3 separate regions of the Homo sapiens genome follow, and all the other regions are linked to region 1. Evidence: read pairs that join two places in POLR2A ChIA-PET (ENCODE). Cell type or tissue: HepG2. All regions are shown on one strand. Region 1 has its middle 6.6 kb from the start of WDR59. Region 2 overlaps ZNRF1 (zinc and ring finger 1). Region 3 overlaps ZNRF1 (zinc and ring finger 1).

Region 1 (2,500 bases):
TTAAAAGAGTTCAACTGTGTCTAAAGACTTGAAGTCAATAGAAAGAAATGTTTCAGTTAATATGAGGGACGCTATAGAGACCAAGGTTCTTGTTATGAAGACAAAGTTTCACAGGCATCAGCCTTCAGAGAGAATAGGCAGTAAATTTCTCAGGGCCTTAAAAGGTGTCAATATCAGTTTATCTCTTTAAAAAAAAAAAATTAAGGCCAGGCAAGGTGGCTCACGCCTGTAATCTCAGCACTTTGGGAGGCCAAGGCAGGTGGATCATTTGAGGTCAGGAGTTCCAGACCACATGGTGAAGCCACATCTCTAATAAAAATACAAAAAAAATTTAGCCGGGCGTGGTGGCACATGCCTGCAGTCCCAGCTACTCCAGAGGCTGAGGCAGGAGAATTGCTTGAACCCGGGAGGCAGAGCAGTGAGCCAAGATGGCGCTGCTGCATTCCAGCTTGGGTGACAGAGCAAGACCTTGTCTCAAAAAAAAAATTAGGATGGGGTTTCACTATGTTGCCTAGGCTGATCTCTAACTCTTGGGCTCAAGCGATCCTCCCGCCCCGCTGGCCTCCCAAAGTACTGGGATTGCAGGTGTGAGCCACCACGCTCGGCCTCTTAATCTCTCTTAAATGCAGGAAAGTCTCAGCTGCGTTCTCTACGATGCAAAATTTCCCCCACAACAGAGTGCTTTGAAGAGCCATTTCAAACTACGCCAAAGAAATATATTTTGGGGTAAAATACTTTTATTTCCTTCAGGGTCTGCTGTCTGTTATATGATGCTATACCAGAGTCAGGTTGGAATTCGGTATCTTATTGCCACAAAGCGTCTGTTCTGTCAGTCTTATGATCTCTATTTCAACCTTAACGCTGATCAGTTGTGCCTAAACTCGAAAAGGTGGGGGGTATAATGACCTTCTTTCCCACGATGGCCAGAAATTCAGTTTTTCAGGTTTCTCTGGAGTCCCCTTGGCCTGGGGGAGGGTGGTCCATTCTGTAACTTGGGGGACTTAGGATTTTGCATCTGAATCAGAGGCTGGGGACCACTGAGGGTCCTTTGTCAAGTAGATCCCACTTTGCCACAGAGGATTTATCATGAAACTGTGTTTTTTCAGGACACTTGCTAGCCAAGCGGCAGGAAAGCAGGGTACACAGCAAACCCAGAAATCCAGGGCCTGGGCTGGGCTCTTATCAGCAACTAGCCATGCAATTTGAACATGATCCTTTATCTTTCTAGTCTTCTGTTTGCTCTTCTGCAGAATTTGGAGCTAGCTGACTACTCAGTTCATTTACATCTGGGAACCTTGGACCCTGGCCCTGAGTCCCAGTAATAATTTCCCTCTCTTCATCAATCAACAAATATTTATGAACATGGTCCTGTGCTCAGCCTCCCGGCCATGTGTATTTGGTTACTCATTATCCTGATTTCTCTAAGCTGTCTCCTTTCAAGCAAAACAATAAAATTTAAAGAGCTCCGAGAGGGCCTGGGAGGAAGTTTCTCACTAAAAGGCATTTGTCCACCCCCAGTGGGGTGATAGGGGTGCTGGGGATGCCCTCCAAAGCCATGGGAAACCCTCGCCTTCCTCTGGCTCACAGAAACAGGGAGGTGGACGGGAGTTCCCCACTGCTTCTCAGGAGTAGGCCCTCACAAGCCCTTTCCCCTATTTTCTGAATAGTGAAAGTCCCAGGCTTTCTATAATAGAATAGATATGCACTCGCATTTCCAAAGGGCTTTGGCAGCAAAAATTTTATCAGCTCTTCCTCCTGACTGTTGTGGTAAGTGGATCAGTGGTTTATTGTTAGTACAAAACAAGATAACAGGACATTTTCTTTTCTTTTTTTTTTTTGAGACAGAGTCGCCCTTTGTTGCCCAGGCTGGGGTGCAGTAGCGCGATCTCCGCTCACGGCAACCTCTGCCTCCCGGGTTCAAGCGATTCTCCCGCCTCAGCCTCCCGAGTAGCTGGGATTACAGGCAACTGACACCATGCCTGGCTAATTTTTGTATTTTTACTAGAGACAGGGTTTCACCATGTTGGTCAGGCATGAGCCGCTGTGCCCAGCCATAACAGGACATTTTCTGAGATAGGCTACCATTCGGGGTCCCACAGGGCACCTAAGCTGAGTGCAATCACATTGCACAGAGCAGGGGCTTCACCTTTGCAGTACAAGATCTCAGCTGTTCAGTGGTGCCAGCTATGAGAGAGGTGACTTATAATAATCAGCACACTAGAATGTAAATCTTAAGGCCAAATAATTAATTCACAAAAAGAAATACAGCTGTTAAGTAGATCTAGTCTTTTTCACCCCTTTGGAAAGTATACAGAGAAAACAAAATTGTCATTGGAAGAATTCCTCTGCTGGGTGCAGTGGCTCACACCTGTAATCCCAACACTTTGAGAGGCTGAGACGGGAGGATTGCTTGAGCCCAGGAGTTCAAGACCAGTCTGGGCAACATGGTGAAACCCTGTCTCTAAAAAAATACAAAACTTAGCCAGGCACGGTGGCACGC
Region 2 (2,500 bases), 120 kb after region 1:
TGGGTGAGCCGAGCAGCTGTGAGGTGGGTGGGGCAGGGCTGTAGCCCACGCCGGGTGCTATTCCAGGCTCTAGGGGCTGGTGCTCATCCCCACCCCCAGCGACTTCCGTCCTACCTGGCATGCTGCAGCCCTCTGCCGGCTGTGGTGTCCTCTGAATTTGGACCCAGGTTGCCTGCTCTTGTTGTGGGGGTGGGATTGGGGCTGTCTGTGTTTCCCAGGTGGAGCTCATGTTTGTGATCCTCTATCTGGACAGCTCTCCAGAATCCTGTGTTGCCCCTGTTCTGCCTTTCTGGGATGGGAGAGAAGGTGAGGGAGCCGGCGAGCAGGTTCTACCCTCTCTGCTAAGGGCCTAGCACACTTTGATGAGGTTCCTGGACGTGAGACCCTCACAAAGACCAACCATTCCTCTAATAGCCATTTAACGGTACTGCAGTTCATGGGAAAATGTCCTCATTCTTAGGAGATAGATGCTGGATTATATAGGTGAATGCCTTCAAGAAATGTGTAATTTAATTCCAAATAGTTCCCCCCAAAATACACAAAGCAAATAAGGCCAAAATGTTCATTGTTGAATCTGCAGTGGCTGGTATTTCAGTGAACAGTGTACTTGTTCTTTCAACTTTTCTGTATGTTTGGAATTTTTCTTAATAAAAGATTGTGGGAAATGGTCATTTGCTGAGCGCCTCCTAGTTGCCAGGCACTGGAGGGCGCATCAAAGAAGAGTCCTACCCAGGAGGGAGAGCGCAGCTGCTGCAGGATTCTCGCCTGGAAGAGTGGGTGGCTGGCTGGCTGGCTGGAAGGGGAGGGGCGAGAGGGCTGTCTCGGTGATGAGCACACGCGTGCTGGGGTGGTTTGGGGAGAGGGCTGAGATTTGTCACCAGTGAGCCCTTGGCACGGTCTCTGCTCCCCACCAGGGCAGCACGGGACAGAAACGTCACGGAGGAGTAGCCTCCAGGCTCAGGTTGGTGTAACTGCTGTCGGCTGGAGCCCAGTATTAGCACGGAGGAGGGGTTCCAAGAACTGAAGTTGGACTGGGGCGTCTCAGCGCAGCTGCCTCTGCCTAAGGCCTAGCAGCCTGCCTGAGCACTGACAGCTGATGGGAGGAGGAGAGGGGCGGAGGCCAGGGAGGGCGTGGGGTGTGACATGCCTCTTTCCAAAAGGGACCGAAGGCTAGAGGGGCAAGGAAGATGAGACAGCACTGCAGGTTCCTGGGACCTGCAGGGGATGGAGGACTAGCTTGGCTTCCAGGCTGCCAGGACTTACCTGACCCTAGGAGGAGGTTTGCCCAGGGCTGAGTGCCGCAGGCCCTGGGCAGAGGAGTCGTGAGCTGCAGATGCCGCGTGGTATCTGAGCTTCATGATTTCGGGCGCCCTCCTGTGGGCTTAGGGGGGAACAACTGCCAAGGTCTCAAGACGGGCTCCGGCCCAAGACAGGGGCAGGCCCTCGGGTGGACAGACCTTGAGGGCAAAACAGCTGGTGGTACGATACATCACCCCATGAAGAGGTGGGTGCAAAAATAGTCTCATCTCTGTTTCTAGAGACGTGGCAGCTGCTGAGGAACACATTCAGTGTGTTCAGAGGCCCGGTTCAGGCCCAGTTGGGGAGCCCATCCTGAGTGACATGTGCCGTGGGCAGGTCCTCAGCTCTGAGGCGGAGTAGCTGGGACAGGGACCTGGGTTCCTTTCCGAACCCTGAGCACCAACCTCCTCCCCAGGCTATAAGAAGTCAGAGGACAGCCCCAAAACAAAGGGGTCACTGACCAAAGGACAGAGACCCTGGAGGGGGAGGGGAGGAAGTGCTGCCTGCTGACTTCCAGGTAGCTGTAGGTGGGTTTCAGGTTTATTACAGATTTATTGGGGGAGGCCCCAAGGAGAAGACCTATCATCATGTCACGGGAGCTCACGTTCCATACCAGGAAAGGAGTGTTCCTGTCACCAGGTGAAGGGGGAAGGGTCCTGGGACCCCGGCAGTGGGAGGCCTCGGGGAGGGGTGTCATCAGAGTCTTGAATGGACCCAGACGCTCTCTTCCCGCCAGGACAGGATGCGTAGGAGCAGAGAGGAAGCAGCTTTGCTGGGAACCACCCTGGGTCGTTTACTGAACCAAAGGCTCCTGGGGCCAGCCAGAGGGCCAGGGAGGTAACACGGTGCTCAGGCTTCTCTCTGGGCCCTCTGGCCTTGGGCCCAGATACAGTGGGCTCGCTGGCAGGAAGACTGCCTCAGCATCTATTTCCTTGCAGGGGCCGTGGCATGAAGAAAAGTTCCAGAACCGGCTCCGTAGTCAGGGAACTTGTGGGCTAAGTGCTCAGACCCCCTTCACAGCACTTTGCCTGGATTCATGAGGCCTTGGGGGTCTAGCACGGCCTTGAGCTGCCGCATGGTCTCCACGCCCACGGCGCCCACCTCCTCCTGCAGCAGCTGCCGCTTGCCCATTCCGATGCCATGCTCCCCCGTGCACGTTCCGTGGAGAGCCAGTGCCCGCCTGGGGGCAGGAAGGAGACAT
Region 3 (2,500 bases), 79 kb after region 1:
AGGAGATAATCTTTCAGTGGCACTATTGCCTTTTCAGAAAAGAAAAAAAAAAGGAAGGCAAGAAGAGTTGCTTTGCACATAGACATCTCCAGTATGGGAACATCATTTGTTTGGCAGGGGGGTTATTTTTTCCTCTTACCCTGCTGTAAATATTCTTCACTGCTCTCTTATATTTCCTGTATCCACCATCTTTGCCCAGGTGTTTAACTCTGTTCCCTTAAATGGTTTCCCCTCAGGCTTAGTCTTGGATCTTTGTACATTCTCCTGGAGTGGGCTTATCTGGGCTTTTGTTTTTTTGAGACAGAGTCTTGCTCTATTGCCCAGGCTGGAGTACAGTGGCGCGATCTCGGCTCACTGCAACCTCCACCTCCTGGGTTCAAGCAATTCTTCTGCCTTAGCCTCTCGAGTAGCTGGAACTACAGGTGGGTGCCCCCATGCCCAGCTAATTTTTGTATTTTTAGTAGAGATGGGGTTTTGCCATATTGTCCAGGCTGGTCTCAAACTCCTGACCTCGTGATCCACCCGCCTCGGCCTCCCAAAGTGCTGGGATTACAGGCGTGAGCCATTGTGCATGGCCTCATCTGGACTTTTTAAAACTGTTTGTACCCTAATCCATATCTCCAGTCCAGATCTTCCCCCTGGGCCTCGGCCCCTCACACCAGATAAACCAGCTATCTCCACTTACATGTTTCTCACATTCCTAGAACTTGGTATGCCCCAAACTGTATCATCATCTTCACCCCTGCCCCCTTTCTAGCAGCCCATTCCCCTTGTAGAGTTCATGTCTCCACAAAAACCACCATTTACCCAGTTGCCCAAGCGAGCTGCTTGAGTATCATTAACTTCTACACCCCTAAATCTCTGACTTCTAAGCTAATAACATGTCCAAGAGAGTAAACCCTTTAAAAATCCTTTTAATCCATACACTTTCTGCCAGAGCCAGGCAGAAAATATAAGGGGATGCCAAAAAAACTCAGTAATCAAGACAAATAATTGTTCAGAGTCGGGTTGACCAGATGTCCCTTCTGGATTCTAAGTCCAGCAGATGGCCCATTGGGCAGCCAGCCCACTGGCCCCAGGAGCATAGGGACCTTCATGTTTGGCAGGGCAGCAGGGCCGCCTAGCCCAGGCCGGCCTCTCCATTCACACCACCGATAGCCTGAATGACTGCAGTAACTCCCCACTGCTCTGCAAGCTTTTCGACTCCTCCCAATCCATTTACTGCACCATGGCCAAAGTAATATTTCTGAAATATAAGCCACCTCTGAACTGTTCAACAGTTCTGCAGTGTTTCTGGAATGATGCACCTAAACCCTCAATGGACCTTGCCCCCGATCCTGCTTTCCTCTTTAGCATCCACATCCACATTTTTTTGCAACTCTGTCAGCATTTTTTAAAAGGAAACCTATTTATTGCAGTTTACTCTCCATACAAAGGAGTGCTTATATTACATCATAAGCATACATCCTGATGCATTCACAAACTAAGTACCTCTGTGTACTGACATCCTAGGAACCCTCCCCCAACCCCGCCCACCATACCCCTTCCCAGTTGCAGCTCCCATGGAGGTACTGCTTTCCTGACTTGTAACAGCGTGGACTTGCCTTGCCTGTTTTGTATCTTAAGTAGATCGGATCAGATAGTGATCCTCGTGCACTCATGTGTCTGCTTCCTTCATTCACATCATGTGTGGGAGCCGCCCATCTTGTTGTGTAGGGTTGTAGAGTTTTCGTCACCTTGCTATAATAGTTTTCCATTATGTGAATAAACTATGCTTTATCCATTTGTTCTCATACTGGTGCTGCATAACAAAATACCCCCAAACTCGATCACCTACAACAACTATTTATTATGCCCATGGACTATGTGGGTCAGGTATTGTATTTGCATAGGGCACAGCAGAAGCAGCTAGTCTATGATGTCTGGGACCTCAGCTGAAAACTAGAAGGTCAGGCACAGGTGTCTTTTTTTTTTTTTTCTTTTGAGACTGAGTCTTGCTCTGTCACGCAGGCTGGAGTGCAGTGGTGCAATCTTGGCTCACTGCAACCTCCGCCTCCCGGGTTCAAGTGATTCTTCTGCCTCAGCCTCCGAAGTAGCTGGGATTACAGCCACCCACCACCACACCTGGCTAATTTTTGTATTTTTAGTAGAGACAGGGTTTCGCCATGTTGGCCTGGCTGGTCTCGAACTCCTGACCTCAAGCGATCTGCCCACCTTGGCCTCCCAATTACGGGTGTGAACCACCGTACCTGGCCACAGGTACCTTTTGATGGCTCATTCCCTCACGTGTCTGGTTCTCCACAGAGACCTCAGCAAGGGCCGTCAATCCAAATGCTGATGGTGGCCTCTCTATGTGGCCTGGGCTTCCTCACAGCATGGTGGCAAGCTTCCAAGGGTGAGGGTCTTGAAATAGGCAGTGGCTGCATCTTTTGTGTGACTTAGCCTTACAAGTCATAGCATTTTGGCCGTACTCTGGGTCAGAACAGTCCCAGGCCCACAC

What was found. ChIA-PET counts read pairs that join two places held together with the same protein. Peaks named below come from ENCODE experiments on the same cell type or tissue, not always from the same donor. Only the 100,000 strongest peaks of a DNase experiment are listed, where the experiment ranks them.
Region 2: POLR2A ChIA-PET joins it to region 1 with 27 read pairs; 27 of 35 experiments call an interaction of 5 or more read pairs at or near these places.
Region 3: POLR2A ChIA-PET joins it to region 1 with 11 read pairs; 16 of 35 experiments call an interaction of 5 or more read pairs at or near these places.

The regions. Positions count from the first base shown.
Region 1 is chr16:74,990,472-74,992,971 of GRCh38, forward strand. No RefSeq gene overlaps it. Among named protein-coding and RNA genes, the nearest start is that of WDR59, 6.6 kb to the left of the region's middle. In HepG2, no CTCF peak of the experiment used is centred here; a DNase peak (open chromatin) is centred at 1,290; H3K4me3 peaks cover 1,637 bases.
Region 2 is chr16:75,110,043-75,112,542 of GRCh38, forward strand. ZNRF1 (zinc and ring finger 1) reads left to right here. Exons shown (of 5, transcript NM_032268.5): 5 at 1-952. It overlaps LDHD (lactate dehydrogenase D), which reads right to left. Exons shown (of 11, transcript NM_194436.3): 11 at 1,822-2,479. The coding sequence ends at 2,314. Among named protein-coding and RNA genes, the nearest start is that of LDHD, 5.5 kb to the right of the region's middle. RefSeq lists an enhancer at 1,245-1,294. In HepG2, CTCF peaks have their summits at 700 and 1,369 (motif pointing left); DNase peaks (open chromatin) are centred at 719 and 1,369; H3K4me3 peaks cover 646 bases.
Region 3 is chr16:75,069,135-75,071,634 of GRCh38, forward strand. The region is part of intron 1 of ZNRF1 (zinc and ring finger 1); the gene reads left to right. Among named protein-coding and RNA genes, the nearest start is that of LDHD, 46 kb to the right of the region's middle. In HepG2, a CTCF peak has its summit at 1,068; a DNase peak (open chromatin) is centred at 1,357; H3K4me3 peaks cover 635 bases.